Linked DNA regions of Homo sapiens: region 2 is linked to region 1. A link is an interaction called in ENCODE POLR2A ChIA-PET data of the cell type or tissue named here. Cell type or tissue: HepG2. All regions are shown on one strand. Each heading gives the region's core, and the rest is flanking DNA. Links, peaks and the distances in the headings are about the cores only.

Region 1 (7,857 bases), core at 1,284-6,283:
ATGCAGAATTTAAGATGTACATGTGACCCCTGAGATTAAACCACAGCCCCAAACAGCTCCCTGATTTTAGCCTTGTAGGAGACCCTGGGGCAGAGGGAAACTGCTAAACCAGACTTGGATTCCAGACCCACCTGGAAGTCATAAATGTGTGTTGTTTTAAGCCACTATAATTTGGAGTCGTTTGTGACACAGCAGAGCAACAGATTACCATCATGGTGTTGAAGGTAGAGCCAGCTGGGCTTGCTGGCTGACTCCAGGGCATTGGAGGACGCCAGAGCATTGACCTGAGCCCCTGGCAGGTGTGGCTGGCAGCATTGGGACAAGGACAACGAAGGCTGCAAGTCAAGAACTCTGCGCTGGGGCCAGGCGGCGGCTCACACCTGCAATCCCAGCACTGTGGGAGGCTGAGCCTGATGGATCACCTGAGGTCAGGTTTGAGTTCAGCCTGCCCAACATGGTGAAACCCCGTCTCTACTAAAAATACAAAAATTAGCCAGGCATTGTGGTGCATTCCTGTAATCCCAGCTACTCAGGAGGCTGAGGCAGGAGAATCACTTGAACCCGGGAGGTGGAGGTTGCAGTGAGCTGAGATCACACCACTGCACTCCAGCCTGGGCAAAAGAGTGAGACTCCATCACAAAAAAAAAAAGACTTTGGATAAATATGTGTTGTCCAACAACTTTGGATAACAGAAAACACCACAACAAGTTGAGAAATGGATTACAGAAAAAAGAACGAGCTTCGTACGTTAGCACCTATAATATCATTTCATCCTGCATTTTGAACAATGAACCCTGAATTCTCATGTGCGCTGGGCTCTGCAAATCATGTGGCTGCTCCCCATAGTCAGGAAGGAGAGTGGGACTCAGGGGAGGAGGCAGGATGAGCTGAGACCCAGGCTGCCTGTCCCTACCACTGACCAGGACAGCGTTCCAGCCTCCCCGTCTGCTCAGAATCTGCCCTGACCTGCTCCACACCCCCGCAGGCCCGCAGGGGAGGGCAGAACTAGAAGGGACCAGCGCATAGGGACCTGGGGGTGCTGGCACTGAGGTCTCTGGGCCTGGGATGCTGACCTTCCCGGAGCCCTGAGCTGGGCCAGGACGAGGTCTTCCCATCAGACTTGCCGCTGGCTAGGTGACCGGCCTGTCTCACAGATGAAAATATATTCTGAGGCCCAAAGGGGGCCCAGACCCTGACTTTGTGGCCCAGAGCCAGGTTCTCCCCATAACCAGCAGGCTTCTTTACCCACAGGCCACTGTCCACCCAAGCCCCGCAGGCAGGAACCCTTGGTATTGGGTGGCCCTGAGCTTGGGATTTGCCGCTGGCTGTGTGGCCCTTCGGAGCCAGTCCGGCACACCCGCAGGCACACACACATGCGCACTCGCATACAGCCACAGATTACACAGGCACCAGCTTCCCGGGAATCCATTTGTCATGCAAATGCCCCTCCTGGGGCCCCTTGCCTCCCCAGAGCTGTGTCTGTCCAGGGTGGGGCCCAGGTCCGTGGAGTCCTGCAGTTTCCTGGCCACAGCTATTGGCAACTGAGGGATGTCTCTCCAAAGAGGACCCAGATCCACGTCCAGGCTTGCCTGGGACCCGATCCCTGCCCAGTGCGGGGGCTGCAGCCTCAAGGCCCAGTCTGGCCACCGCCAAGTCCACTGGGAGCCAAGTGTGGGTTCATTCCCTCGTGGCTTCTGGTGCACCAGTGGGGTGGGGGGCCAGGCCTCTTTCCCTCCTTGGCTGCCTCAAAGCAAGAGGGAGGGACTCTCAGCCCTGTGCCCACCGACAGGCCCAGTCTCCATTCCTCCTAAAGCCCCTCTATGGCCCCCCAGCCCTTGGAGCTGAGCTTGTGAGAGCCGTCCCCTACAGGGTGGGCTCGGGAGGCAGAGCTGTGAGCCTGCTCCCCGCCCACCCAGAGCCCAGCTGGGGCAGACCCAGGCATCCAGGCCGGCAGGGTGAGCCTGTGCCCAGGTTGGGCAGCCCCCTATGCTGGGGGTGGCCAGGCTCTGGGCCTAAGTGCTGCCGGGAGACAGGGTGGCTGGGCTCTGGGATGCTGGCTGAGGGACACAGGCTCCCTCCTGTCCTCCGGGGCCAGTGGACCCTGGGGCAGCCCCCATGCCTGCTGTCCTGTCCCCACACAGCCTGTGAAGCAGGCTCCAGGCACACATGGGGGCCACGGGGGCAGGTGGTCCAGACGGCTCTCAAGGCAAAGCTGGGAACACTGTCCCATCCCTCTGGAACCCGCCCTGGTGAGGGGTGCAGGGGCCCTCAGTGGCCACCTTATAGGACCGGGCACCGGGCACTTCATGAGGCTGTCTGCTCGGCCACAGCAGCCCTGCTGATGGAAGCCAGCCCTGGGCCCACTGCAGCTGAGCCACCCAGGGGCCTGGCCACCCAGAGCTTCCCTGATAGGCTGCGCTGTGCCCGGAGCCCCCCAGTGACTGTCTCCTGCCCAGCCAGGTCCCAGACCCAGGGCAGCCTGCAGGACCCCAGGCCTCCACTCCCGCCACCTGAGTGTCTGTTCTGCATCTGCCCCGCCCCTGCCTACTGGCAGCCGCAGCCCTGGGCGGGCCTCAGCCGTCGGCTTTCTCAGGGTGTCTGGGTTGGGGCGGGCAGAGCTGCCCTCTGGGGGTTCCCGTGGTCCCCTAGAGGGTGGGCTCAGCGGCATCAGCTGCCAGAGAGGCTGACCGGCCCTCATGGCTCTTGACGGTATGTGCAAGAGTTTGCCTGGCGTGGTGGGGGGTGTTGCTGGCCAGGAACTTTCTTGCCATCGTCTTTCTTGGTGTCTGTCTCCCCTGGGTTCTCTGGACCCTGTCAAGCCTGTATGCTGAGGGTATGCTGTTACCAGGTGGCAAGGTGTCTCAGGCACTCCTTCAGGGTGAGCAGTCAGCTCCTGCTGCTGCCAGGGCAGAGGTGCAGAGAGCGGGGAGCAGCTGGTGGTGCCGGAACCCACAGCAAACCCCCCGCCCTCCAGCCCTGCCCCTGACACACCCCCGATGGCCTGGCGGAGCATCCCACCAGCCCAGCAAGAGGGCTCCTCTCCTCACCTGCCCAGGTCCCCTGGGGGAGGGGCCGTCCCTGTCCCCGCTGTCCCCCAGCCCTGGCCAGGGCTGTCCTCAGGGTGGGGAAGGCAGGCCCCCGCCACCCTCTCAGGGCCTCAGGCCTGGGGCAGGCCAGAGGGCTGGGTGAGGAGCCCTAGCAGGGCCCACCTGCAACTCCCACTGGCGCCCCAGAGAGACTCCGCACCTAGGAAGGGCCTCGGCAGGGACCAGAGCCAAGCCCTGCCCGCTTGGCCTCTGCCCCAACCCAGATGTACTGAGAAAGCCCAGGGCTGAGGCCCGTCTAGGGCTGCACCCGCCTGTGGACAAGGGCGGGGCAGATGCAGGACAGGCACTCAGGTGGTGGGAGTGGAGGCCTGGAGTCCTGCAGGCTGTCCTGGGCCTGGGGCGTGGCTGGGCAGGAGAGGAGTCGCCAGCAGGGCCGGGCAGAGTAAGCCGCTCTCCCTGACGGGGCTCCTTGGGTGGACTTGGTGGGGTTGCCAAGGGGGTGGCCAGGGCACGAGTGCCACACCCAGGCTGCAGCAGGGACAGCTCCACATGGAGGCCCATGGGCACTGGAACCCCTGGGCGCGTGCCCTGGCCTCGCAGCCACCCTCCCGGCTGGCCCCCACACCACGGCCGCGTCCCAGGACACGGTGTGCAGCTGGGAACAGGGCGTGTATTTGCTTAGGGCGCCCAGGAGCTGCGGCCTGTAGGACAAGGGCCCATTGTGTGCCCAGCTGCCCCACCCCCGGGCCTCTCCACGCCCCTCGAACCCCGTCCACACGGCCCCCCACACATGACACCCTCCGCCAACCCTGCTACCCAGCCCTCTTGGCCTGTGCCCCCACCCTGCTCCTCCACCATCGCCCCTGCCTGCGTCCCCGCAGCCAGTCCTCCATGTTTCCTCACTTCCCACCCTGACACCCCTCCACCCACCAGGACCCAGGTTCTCCGAGCAGAGGATCAGATTTCCGGCATTGCTGCCCGGGCTCCACGCATCCGGGCCTCGCTCACGGGTCTCTCTATACACGGGTCTCCACTATACAGAAGGCCGATCAGTGGCCCCTGCCCCTGGAGCAGAGCCCCTCAACCGGCAGGGACACAGGCTTCCCACTGGAGGGGCCCTGGGGAGAAGTCCTTGGCTGGAGAGGGGGGTGGGCCGTCAGAAACTCCCCAGGCGGGTCCAGCATGCTGGGGGGCAGCACAGGCCCAGGGCTGGGACCCTCTGCAGTGTGGGTCTCGCAGTGTCCCCCCGCTGGCCAGAGGTGAGGCCTCAGGTGTGGCGGGCACAGGCCATGAGAGCCGCACCTGCCCGAGGGCCCTGGCTGTTGGACTTTCCACTCTAGAGGGGCTCAGGGGAGGCTCTGACACCAAGGGAGCTGGACCTCCTGCACCGTCCTGGGGACCCAGGCCCTCAGGTCCGCCAGACAAGCCCGGCACAGCCACTGCAGGGCCTCATGTCAGGCACACCCCTCCCGCCCTGCAGTAGCACAGGGGGATTGGGGTCACCATCAACCACGGGGAAGCACAGAGGGGTGGGGGGATGTGGGGGACAGGGGGGTATAGCGGGGGGAGGCGGGCATGGGGCCTGGGCCAGGCTGTGTTATGGGGGAGCCGGTGCAGGGGGTGGGGCCTGGGCCAGGCTGTGTTGTTGGGGGTAGTAGGGGTGGGGCCTGGGCCGGGCTGTGTTTGGGGCTGTGGTGCCTGGGCAGGGCTGTGTTATAGGGGGGTGGGGGGGTGGGGGGCCTGAGTGGGGCTGTGTTTGTTGGCGCAGGGGGGTGTGGGGCCTGGGCTGGGCTGTGTTGTCAAGGGTACACTGGCTGATGAGGGAATTCTCTACCCAGCTAAGCAAGTAACTAGAAGGACCGGGCCCAGCCGCCTGCTGGAGCTGCCGGGGGTCCAGGGGCAGCCGCCCTGCCAGGCCTACTCTACGGCAACACGGAGCGTTTGCAGCAGCTTCTCCCAGGCCCTGTGGGCCGAGGGCTCAGGAGTCCAGGGCAGCGCAGGACGGGCACAGCTGGGGGCCCCTCATAGCCAGAAGGGCCCCTGGTGAGGCCAGGCAGAGGGCGGCTGCCTTTCCACAGTCCATTCGCCCACTCAGCCACATTTGGGGGTCTCTGCCCACCGGGCTCCACCCTCCTCCCACTCCCCACCCCAGCTATGACATCTTCTCGTGCCAGCCTCACAGGGGCCTTAGACTGGACGGCAGCGTTTGGCTCGCAAATGAGGAACCGAGGCTGGAGGTTACCGGGACAGGGGCGGGGAGGCTGGTGGGGGCTGAGGAAGGGTGTTGGGAGGCTAAGGTGGTGCAGAGGAAGGGGGTGGAAAGGCTAGTGGGGGACTGAGGATGGGGGCGTGGAGTCTGGGAGGCTGAGGCCAGGGGCGGAGATCTGGAGGGCTGAGGATGGGGGAAGGGAGCTGGGAGGCTGGCTGACTGAGGACGGGGGCGGGGAGGCTGGGGGGCTGAGGACAGCTTCCCGGCAGGCCTGGCTGCGTGGGCCCCTCCTCAGGCCCAGGGCCGGCCAGGTAAAACCAGCCTGACCGGGTGCTGCGTGTGAGCCTGCGTCTGTCTGCCTACTTGTCATGTGTGCTGTGGACCGCGGCCAGGAGGAGCTGCGTGCGTCACAGCAGTGCCCTGTGGCAGGAGGTTGGGCGGGGGCCACCTGCGCGAGGCCCACCTGCCCAGCCAGGGCGGGGAGCAGGTACCAGCAGCCAAGATTTCAGGGCTGGGCCCCAGGGGAGGGCAGGGCCAAGGCCCAGGCAGAGCCCCTCCACCTGTCTTCACAGGCCAGGATGCAGAGACGGGTATCTGGGCATCGAGTGGAGACCGAGAGAGGCAGGGAGGTCACCAGGCCCCATCAGGAGGCCAAATTTGGCCTGGGGCCTGGCCCTGAGTGGGCTAAGACTCAACTCCATACCTCCCACCCCTGGCTGTGCCCACCCACCTCAGCCCAAGGGTAGCTGACCAGTGCCCTCCAGAGCCCTGAAACCCTGGGGCAGGGCCAGTTGGAAGGGCCACCAACTCCCGCACACCTGTGGCTGGTTTCTGCCCAGATCTCACTGGAGGGATCCACGCCCAGGCAGGCTGCTGAGTCGCCTCTGCTGGGAGCTCAGGACCCAGGTGGGATTTCAGGACCGCAGGCCCTCCACTGAGGCCCGTGTGCCCCCACTCAGCCCAGCCCACCTCCCTCCCACCCACATCCTTCCAAGACTCAGCTCCTCCCAGTGCCCTAGGCCTGGCCAGTGGTAATGCTGAGGTGTGACCACAAGGCCCATTTCACAGCTAGGAAGGTGGGCTCAGGGTGGAGGCCCCACCGGGCCACAGACTCCATCGAGGTGCCTCTGATCTTGGGGCTAAGTCAGTGACCAGGAAAGAGAGGCCGCCCGACTGAGGTGTAAGGAGTGCCTGGGCCCCAGCAACTGTAGCCCTCACTCCTGCCACCGGCAGCCCGGCCTCAGCAGAGCTGACACAGAAGAGTGGGTTGCAGGCTGAGCTGGTCCTCCGGGGCCCAAACCAGGCCTGGCACCCACGACCCTGAAGAGTGGGACCCCAACCACCCCGACACCTAGTCGGGGCAGGGCAGCAGGGACGGGAGGGAGCTCTGGGCCACCGAAGGGGCCAGGGCGCTGGATGGGGAATTTCCTGGAGGTGGAGGAGCCCAGCAAGGGTAAAAGTGCAGAATTCTTTCCATTCTTTGCATTTCTCTGAGATGATTCTGCAGAGTGTGTTGCCTGGAAGACCCGTGGTGTCTGTGTGTGTGTGTGTGTGTGCACGCGTGTGGTGCGTGTGCATGTGTGAACATGTGTGTGGTGTGTGTGCACGTGTGTGGTGTGTACTTGTGTGTGGTTGTGTGTGTGTGTGCACGCAGCCTGCCCCTGGTGCCTCATCCCCCCCTTCCCCCTGGGAGCGGCCCCGCTGTGCTGGCAGTTCGGCCCCCACAGGTCTGCACTGGTGAACCCTCATGGTCCCTCAGGGAGCCCGGGAGAGGTGAGGAGGACCTGGATAGGGCCCAGGCCCAGATGCCTGCAGGGGAGAAAGCTCCACACAAGGGGTTTGTGAGGCCTTGCCCCAGCCCCAACGAGATTCAGGTGCCCAGCTGTGGGATATGGGGACAGGCAGGTGACGGCCCGGCTCTCAGGCTCCCCATCTGGACGATGGATGGACACGCGTAAGCAAGACCCTGAGGCCCTGTCCCTCAGCTTCCCCAGGCAGGGCCGAAGTGCCCTCCTCCTGAGGGCTGGGAGGCCACAGCGCCCAGTGGGAGGAGGGGGCTGGGCACAGTGGGGCTGGCTCCAGAGCAGAGGGAAGGAGCCGCGGGAGCTACACCCCCTGGCGAGGGGTGGTGTGAAGGTGCCTTTGGAGGCACCTGCCTGGCACGTATGGCTGGCTGCATGCACACACCCCCACGCTCACCTGGGACAGGTGTGCACACAAGCACTTGCTCCCTGAGCCCCGACCTAGACTGACCCTCTGCCGGGACTGCCCGGATGCCCTCCAGGCCAGACTGAGTCCTTCTCAGCTCCTCGGCCCTGGGTCACCTACAGCACTGCCATCGGCTTGGGGTGCAGCCAAGAGCGGACAGGGTGTTCAGGGATGAGCTGGGCAGGCGCTGGGGCCTCCCCATGTCAGAGGCCGCTTGGCTTCTGGGTACCTGCCCTCCTCTTCCCCTTCCTCTCCCCCACCCCCAAATGTCACTTCCCAGGAATAGGGAAGTGGACCTGAGGCCGGAAAACAACTTGGCCACTTCTTCCGAACATCACACTCCACCCAGGCTACTTCACGGCCCCACGTCTCGGGGGCTGGGGGGGACCCTGG
Region 2 (7,857 bases), core at 1,663-6,662, 150 kb before region 1:
TCAGGATCCTAGAATTCCAGTCCCTGGAACTTGTCACATATTCCAAATGGCAAAATGGTTATCTAATCCAAACCAGCTACTCTAAGAAACTAAAACCTAGTTAAGTCTGCAAGAACAATTCCGCAATATTTTGCCCACCTGGCCACCTGCTATGTCAATCAAAGGTTTCTGTATCGAAGCCACAAGACGCTTTGGAAAATCACAGCGTAACACAGGCAGACATTTCAGCTCACGAGCAGCAACCACACTGTCCCTCCAACAACCCTGCCTCAAGCCTCCGTCCTCTGCAATCCTGAAGGGACAAAGCTGCGTACTCCGCACCTTCTACCCCGAGGAACATGCATCCTTCCTTTCCTGAGGGCCACAGTTCTCCACGTGCTCAGCGCCCGTGCACGGCAGGGGGACTTCCACACGTGCACTTCAAGGGACCACAGCTGCCCTGGACTAAAGGGGACGCCCCGGAGCCTCTGGCAAGGGCATCACTGTGACTGGAAATCCCAAGGACTCGAAATGCAAGCCCCTTTCACCAGCTCACGGTGCGGACCCTGCTCCTCCTGACTGCACTGACCTGCCTCACCATGTCAGCAGACACCAACCTCAGCACAGGGTGGAGACAAGCCCTCTGCCAGCTGCAGATCCGTCCCACAGGCTCATCAGACAGGCTGGAATCCCAGCTGTGGCGTGGCCCCCACCCAGCTGACACGCAGCCCCGGGGAAGTCAGCCCTGGCAGGGCCAGCTCACAGCAACAGCCCGAACCTCTGCACTCGGCAGACTGAGTCGCGGCTACGGCAGAGCCTGCGGGAGGGCCTGTACAAGGGGCAGACCGGGGCCAACAGTGCAGCCCAGGAGGCATCTCCTTCCTTCAGACACTAAAGTCTCAGGGGCCTGGCACTCAACGGCTACAGCCTTGTTCAAGCTGCTTCAAGTGGAAGCAAAATATAAACACAACACACAGACTGTTAAATTACAGTTTAAGTGAGACTGTGTATTTGCCATTGAGGAATTACTCTTTTCAGGTGTGAAAATATTGTGGTTATATTTAAGAAAAATGATGGAGAGGCTTTACTGATGAGAACGTTCATGCTGGGTTTTTAAATGTCTGATTCTTGGTTTTCATCCTATTATAAGTATCGTAAGTCACATTTCTATACCAACCAACAAGCTTGCTTGTGGCTGTCTTCCCTAATGACTTCCCCATTCCAGTCTGGCACTCGCCTCTCCACAGACCCCCATCTTCTCTGAGGGGCAGGACCCCGCCCGCCCCACCTCTCCAGAGACCCCCAACTTCTCTGAGGGGCAGGACCCCACCCGCCTCACCTCGGAGTGGACTTTCAGGCCACTTGCTTCTCCACCCACCTTCCCATCAGCTCACAGGAAACGCCCTTTTCATCAATTGAGTCATTGTGAACATTGGGTGTAACAGGTGATTCGAGGCCACCTGTGTCTCAGTCACATTGTGTTTTCCTTACAATGGCCCCAGAAAAAAAATAAAAATAAAATGATTCCAGAGCTACAAAGCAACAAAAATGGTCTCCAAAGGCTCCTGCTAAGCGTTGGGTGTTATGAGGAGCCACGCTCACCACAGCGGAGGGCCAAGCAGCTCCAACCATGCGAGGTCCTCAACCATGCGAGGTCCTCAGTCCTGTGACCCAATAACCGTGCGGGGTCCTCAGCCCTGTGACCCAATGGCAATGGAGGAAGCCACTGATAAAAAAAAAAAGCTAAAAAGGTAACTTACTGCTCTACAGTGAAAATGGTACAACTGTGTGCGAAGAGAAGCGCTGGAAGCTATTTTGAGAATGGTGAGTGGACCTGCTGGCAACCTCCTCACAGCTCAGTCCTCAGGGCACAGAAGACAAGGACAGAAGGGCAGTCCACCTAGAGGGAGGCCCACACAGCCAGAGGATGCCTCGGTGGGCTGCACGGAAGCAAAGGCTGCGGGACCAGGCACCAGCCTGGACTCCTGGGCACAATGGGGCGGCCCAGGGCCCGGACAGGTATGGCTGCCAGAGGGTCCTGTAGGCAAACGTTCCTCAGAAAAAACACGAGGCCCCCAAAGCAGAGGAGGGATCACGTGCCAACAATAACAGCCTTTGGGAGAAGAGAAAACCAAGCGCTCACCTTGAAATAGAAAAGCCTTTATTCTATGGACCTAACGTAATTGACGCCAGCCCCAAAAGAGACATTCTAGAGTCTGGGTACTATACTATGGTGAACTAAACAGAAGAATCCCAGAACAGAACAACAAACAGGCACAAAATGAGCAAAAGGATGCATAAGAAATTCTCAGCTGTGTGCACAGGAGTAAGTTTCTAAGAGAAAGAAAAGCTTAATGGCTCTCATTCAAGTTGCCCAAATGTAAAACAGGATAAAAGGGGCGAAGCTCTGCAGACAGGAGCCACAAGAAGTTCAGGGGATGAAAAGGGCCCTGAGACCATGGGGACCCGCTGACCTGTGTGGCATCATGAAGACACTGCGTCACTCCGAGCACAGACGTCCATAAGAGATGAACGTCTTTGTTTTAAAAGAAAATTGTACAACAATTCTGTGTCTTATTTCAACTGTCTGCTGTTCTGACTTGGATGTGCAGGGGAAGGGCAAGAAGGCTGAGAACCAGCTGCCAATGTTGTGGCAAGAGGGTCTGACCCTACTGTCTGCTTCGTGTAACCGGAGCGTGTCAAGGTCAACTGCAGAGACACACGGCAAAACACAGTGGCAATGACTTTCTATCAACGTCTCCAAATCCGATTTAGTTTTAAAATTCCTCTTTCACCAAATATGGGACACACCAGCTCTACTTCCTCACCCTGCCAACCTAGATGTACACAGACCATCGCTCGTAAACTCCCTCCTCACCATGCCAAGCCTGCATTTGCCCTGGGTTTTGCTAGTTCTCCTTCTAGATAGGCGGATTTCTTCTCCTACATTTATTTCTTAGTCATAAAAACATCTTTGCTGCCTGGACCTTTCCCCAGACATTCTTTGGCAACGATCACGGCTGCTACCTACCAACTCTGCAGAGGAGCTGGCCGGGGACCCTCGGGGCAGACAAGGCCTCTGCAGGTACCGTCCCTCCCTTCACAACATCAGGGAGGAGTGTTTAAGTGCCAATAATCTAAAACAGCCCTTTCAAAATGCTGCATTTGATGGCCTAGCGCACAATTAAATGGCTCCCCGCCAATTTACAAAATGCAACAAAAACATTTCTCACTCTCATCATTCAGGCTACCTTTACTCTTCAACACAGTGTAAGATCTAAACCATTCTTTTCAAATAGTTTCTCAGGCCCAAGTTAAAGAGAAAAATTTTATTCTGTGCCTTAAATTTTATCAACTGATTATGTGAGAAAACACAGACAGCACAAATGATAACGTCTCCTTAAAAGGAAACAACAGCCCAGTGGGAAAATCAAGTGTTCCGGGATTTGTGAATTTTACGGAACTGGCGCTAACCTGAGCCTCCGTGCACACCAACGCTGCTGCCCGTGTCTGGGTCTGTGCCTGTGCCTGTGCCTGAGCCTGAGCCGTGACGGCAAGAAAGCGGGGCAGCCCTCACCGTGGCTTACCTTCCTCGCCCGCCTCCGGCCCCAGCGCAGCTCCGTCCTCTTCGAAGCCTTCCAAGCCTGGCCCCGTGGGCAGGGGCTGGCTGTGCTGCTGGCTCAGCTTGTTTCGGAGAAGGGCAATTTCCTTTTTGAGCAGCTTTGCCCGCTTGCTCCGGGAGCCGCTGGACTTCATAGCGCAGGTGAGGTCGAGCATGTCCAGCAGCTCTCTCAGCTGCTCCTCCAGGCCCAGGTGGGCTCTGTTGGCGGGGTCCAGCAACCTGTCCACTGAACCAAAGGACACATGCTGTCAGTCATCAGGTCCCACGCACCTTCTGGGAACACATCACCGGTCCCGTCTTTCAAATCACCTTCGGCCAAGGCCCTGAGAGTGGCTGTTAGCAACGAGGCCCAGGCCCTGCTCACCAGAGGCCCCTCCCCTGCACTCTGAACCCACGAGTAGCTGCTGCTACAGGAACACACTGGGATGCTCCTGATGGAGAATTTCTACTCCCATGACACTGTCAGCACAGAAGGGGCAGCGTCCAGGTAAGATCGCAACCTCTCCTGGACCAGGACCCACTGAGGCTGCCTGTGCAGACAGCCTGGCTGCCTGGGTGAGGGCACAGCACACAGACCCCAGAGAGAGGCGCACGCTCCACCAACCCAGCACAACTCAGCTGGACCTGCGCTGGCTCTGCAAACAGAGGTGACGACTGGCAAATGTGTTAAGTTAGGGCCATTGCACGTCCTAAGTGGTGTCTTAGCTGAAGTCTTCAGATGCTGATCATTGTGTGGCTTTAGTAAACGGGTTGTAAAATTCACAGATCATTCTGAATTTCAGACGTATTTACTACAAAGTCCCTAGAAACTTCGCTTTCAAAAACACCAAAATTTATAAAGCACAAATTACCTTAAATAAGTAAGAGATGGCCAAGAAAAGAAACTGCTCCTCAGAGCTATCTGAAGATAAAACCAGAGCAAGAAGGAGAGAGAAGACAAAAAAAAAAGTAAGACTGCCCAAAAACACATGAACTCTCTTCATCTAGAAACAGGTGTTTTACTGAAAGCATCTGTCTCTTTGGCTGAATAAATAAAGTAGTAGAGAGAAACAAATCAGTCCTTCAAGACTCGTATCCATAACATCACTCTGAACAAATGTCATAGATAATACTCAAAAATGTTCATACAAAAAAACATATCCTTTGAAACCCCAAGAAGAAAGCCTCGAAACGTCTGTTTCTTTCAAAACAGAGACCCACGGCCTCCAGGTCTGTGGCTCAGGCTCCAGGCAATGGGAGGTGTCGGCCGTGCTGAGAAGAGCAGCAGGTGCACCCTCAAGGCACACCATGGCCACTGGCTCACCTGTGCACTCCCAAATACTGAGAAAGAAAGAAACCAGGACTTCTCATCCTTCATTTTCTCCTTAGCAAAAAAACCCGGGTGTAGAAATTCACTTAACAACTTGCATGACCATGATCTGAAAGGCGCTGACACTCAGAGGCCTCCACACCTGCTCTGTTCGAGGGAGGTGGCATGGTGCTGGGAGCATGATGTGGGGGAGCACAGGAGCAGGGCCCTAGGGGCAAAGGAGGCTCCGGGCTGCTAAGAAGACAGGGAGTCCAAGAGTGATGCATCTTCCTGCTTTGAAGGGCAGGCAACCAGCGTACGTCCTGAGCAGCCAGCAGCGGGCACCAGGTGGGCGTCTGAGAGCTGATGGCAGGCAAGGCATCCAAGCCAGAGCGTGATGGCTGTGGGAGGCGGGGGAAGCTTTCCCACGGTCACCAGAGGCTAGAGAAGGACCTTCCAGGACAAGCATGAGCCCATGGAGCCCTGGGCTCACTCTGAGGCGGCTCAGCCCTGGCTCCTCTCAGGTCCCCAAGGGAATGTTTCGGAAAAGGATAGCTGGTCTGATCAGCCTGGAGAGCGCAGCTTCAGAGAGGGGTTAAAGCTCCACCCGGGTTCACCAAGAGCCAGCAGCACTGTTTGGAGCCTGTGTTTATTTTCTAAATTTCTCCAAGAAAAACGTGTTACTCTTAAAATCAGAAAATCAGAGACAAAGAATAAAAATATATTTCCATTGTGTTTTCTTTTTTTTTTTTTTGAGACAGTCTTGCTCTGTCGCCCAGGCTGGAGTGTAGTGGCGTAATCTCGGCTCACTGAGAGCACCGCCTCCCGGATTCACGCCATTCTCCTGCCTCAGCCTCCCGAGTAGCTAGGACTACAGGTGCCCGCCACCATGCCTGGCTAATTTTGTTTTTGTATTTTTAGTACAGACAGGGTTTCACCACATTAGCCAGGATGGTCTCGACCTCCTGACTTCGTGATCCACCCGCCTCGGCCTCTCTCTTTTTTCTTTTTTTTTTTGGAGATAGGGTCTCACTCTGTCACCCAGGCTTCAGTGCAATGGCACAATCTCCGCTCACTGCAGCCTCCACCTCCCAGGTTCAAGCGATTCTCCTGCCTCAGCCTCCGAAATAGCTGGGATTACAGGCATGCGCCACCATGCCCGGCTAATTTTTTGTGTTTGCAGTAGAAACGGGGTTTCTGCATGTTGGCCAGGCCGGTCTCAATCTCCCGACCTCAAGTGATCCACCCGCCTCGGTATCCCAAAGTGCTGGGATTACAGGCATGAGCCACAGAACCTGGCCCTATCCCCAGTCTTTAAAAGAGTACAGCCCATCCTCCAATCCTCACAGGTGCCGAGTGCTGCGGGACCCCACGGGAAGCAGGGAGCCCAGCACTGCTGCCATGAGGGGAACAGAGGGCGAAGCAACGATGGCCCAGCTTGGTTGAATCCCATGATGGCGGGAAGCGGACCCCACGATGGCGGGAACGTGGACCCCGCGATGGCGGGAACGTGGAAGAGAGGAAGAGGGCCAGGCCTCATCCCAGAAGAAGCGACCTAGCACGGGTCAGTGATTCATCAAGAGAAAGGGTAGGCCAAGAAATCAGGGATATGGGACCTTTAGACAAATAAGCCAAACACACCGTGATTTCTGCTCAGTTTGTGGCTCAGAGCTGGAGCTGAGGTGCTGGAGCTCTATGTGCTTTGACAACCCATGTGGGCAGGACACACCCTTCGACAGACAATCCCAGAGGTGCGACTAACAAGCAGGGTGCAGGGGACAGCCCCGGTTTCCGAGGACCAGTCTAGAGAAGGGTGCAGGTGACTACACATGGCTGCAACACGTGCCTGGGCAACCAAGAAGCACAAGCCCAGGCTGGAGTCCAGGTGGGCCGTGGACACACTCCCAGAGCCCTTTCTACAACATGCGCAAACCACGAAGTTAAAGGGCTGGAGGCAAAGCCAGAGATCCTCCGGCTTCACGCCACCCTCAGAAGTTAGCCGAGGCCCACTCTGGATGAAAACCCCCAACTAAGCTGCTTTCTGGGTCTGCATCGTCGAGACCGGCCACCCCATAGGGAGCCACAGCCACACAGTCCTCTTGGTGGGCACCCAAAACGCAGCCAGTCTGAAGTGACAGGTGCTGAGCGTAAAATACACATCAGATGGCAAAGAAGGTGAAAAGCTTATATATCCTCAGTAACGTTTACCGATCCCATGTTGAAATCAACTCTTCCATACACTGAGTAAAATAAGACATATTATTAAAGTAAATTCCACCTGCTTCTTTTCCATTTTTCAGTGAGGCTACTAGAAAATGTAAATGATGTATGCGGTTGCATGCTAGTGGCTCCCGGACCATGCTGATAGGGAGCTGGCAACACAGAGCAGGACAGAGTCTGCTAGAAAGAGCGTCTTCCACCTCCTCCGGACACGGCGCCAGTTCTTACCGTCTTCCCAGGAGAAAGGCCGCCGCGGTGCCGCAGCAGGCCGCTCAGGCAGGTGCATCCCCGAGGCCTCTTCCAAGCCGATGCTGTCCACCTCGCGCCGGGCCTGCCTCAGAACAACACCTCCCTGATCGCGCAGCCTCACCGCGGCTCTATAGAACACGGTGTCCCTGGCATTGTACTTCATGCAGTTATCTATAATGAGATCAAAATCCTCCTCAAACTCATGGAGGTTTTTATACCCTTGAGCTTCTAACCGTTTCCTCATTGTGGCAAAGTCCATGGGATGTTTAATGTGATCCAAATAATCTGGTACCTAATTTTAGGGAGGAAAAAGAATCATTTACAAACTAAAACAGGATATTAGTTGACTCTATATTTATTATTCCATATAACCCACAAGCCCATCCTATCTGAGAGCCACACACAGACACGCAGACGGTACAGACATAAGACCCAAGTACTGCAGGGACCTTCCCGACCCCAGCTCCTTCAGCTAAAGCACGCTGGAGGGTGCCGGGCG

What was found. ChIA-PET counts read pairs that join two places held together with the same protein. Peaks named below come from ENCODE experiments on the same cell type or tissue, not always from the same donor. Only the 100,000 strongest peaks of a DNase experiment are listed, where the experiment ranks them.
Region 2: POLR2A ChIA-PET joins it to region 1 with 5 read pairs; 4 of 35 experiments call an interaction of 5 or more read pairs at or near these places.

Annotation. Positions count from the first base shown.
Region 1 is chr22:49,945,793-49,953,649 of GRCh38, forward strand. No RefSeq gene overlaps it. Among named protein-coding and RNA genes, the nearest start is that of PIM3, 11 kb to the right of the region's middle. RefSeq lists enhancers at 1,029-1,616, 4,549-5,136, 5,137-5,722, 7,483-7,857. In HepG2, for the core only: no CTCF peak of the experiment used is centred there; DNase peaks (open chromatin) are centred at 1,409, 3,399 and 3,729; H3K4me3 peaks cover 4,098 bases.
Region 2 is chr22:49,790,468-49,798,324 of GRCh38, forward strand. BRD1 (bromodomain containing 1) reads right to left here. Exons shown (of 13, transcript NM_001304808.3): 6 at 7,338-7,650; 7 at 3,567-3,827. Among named protein-coding and RNA genes, the nearest start is that of BRD1, 33 kb to the right of the region's middle. In HepG2, for the core only: no CTCF peak of the experiment used is centred there; no DNase peak of the experiment used is centred there.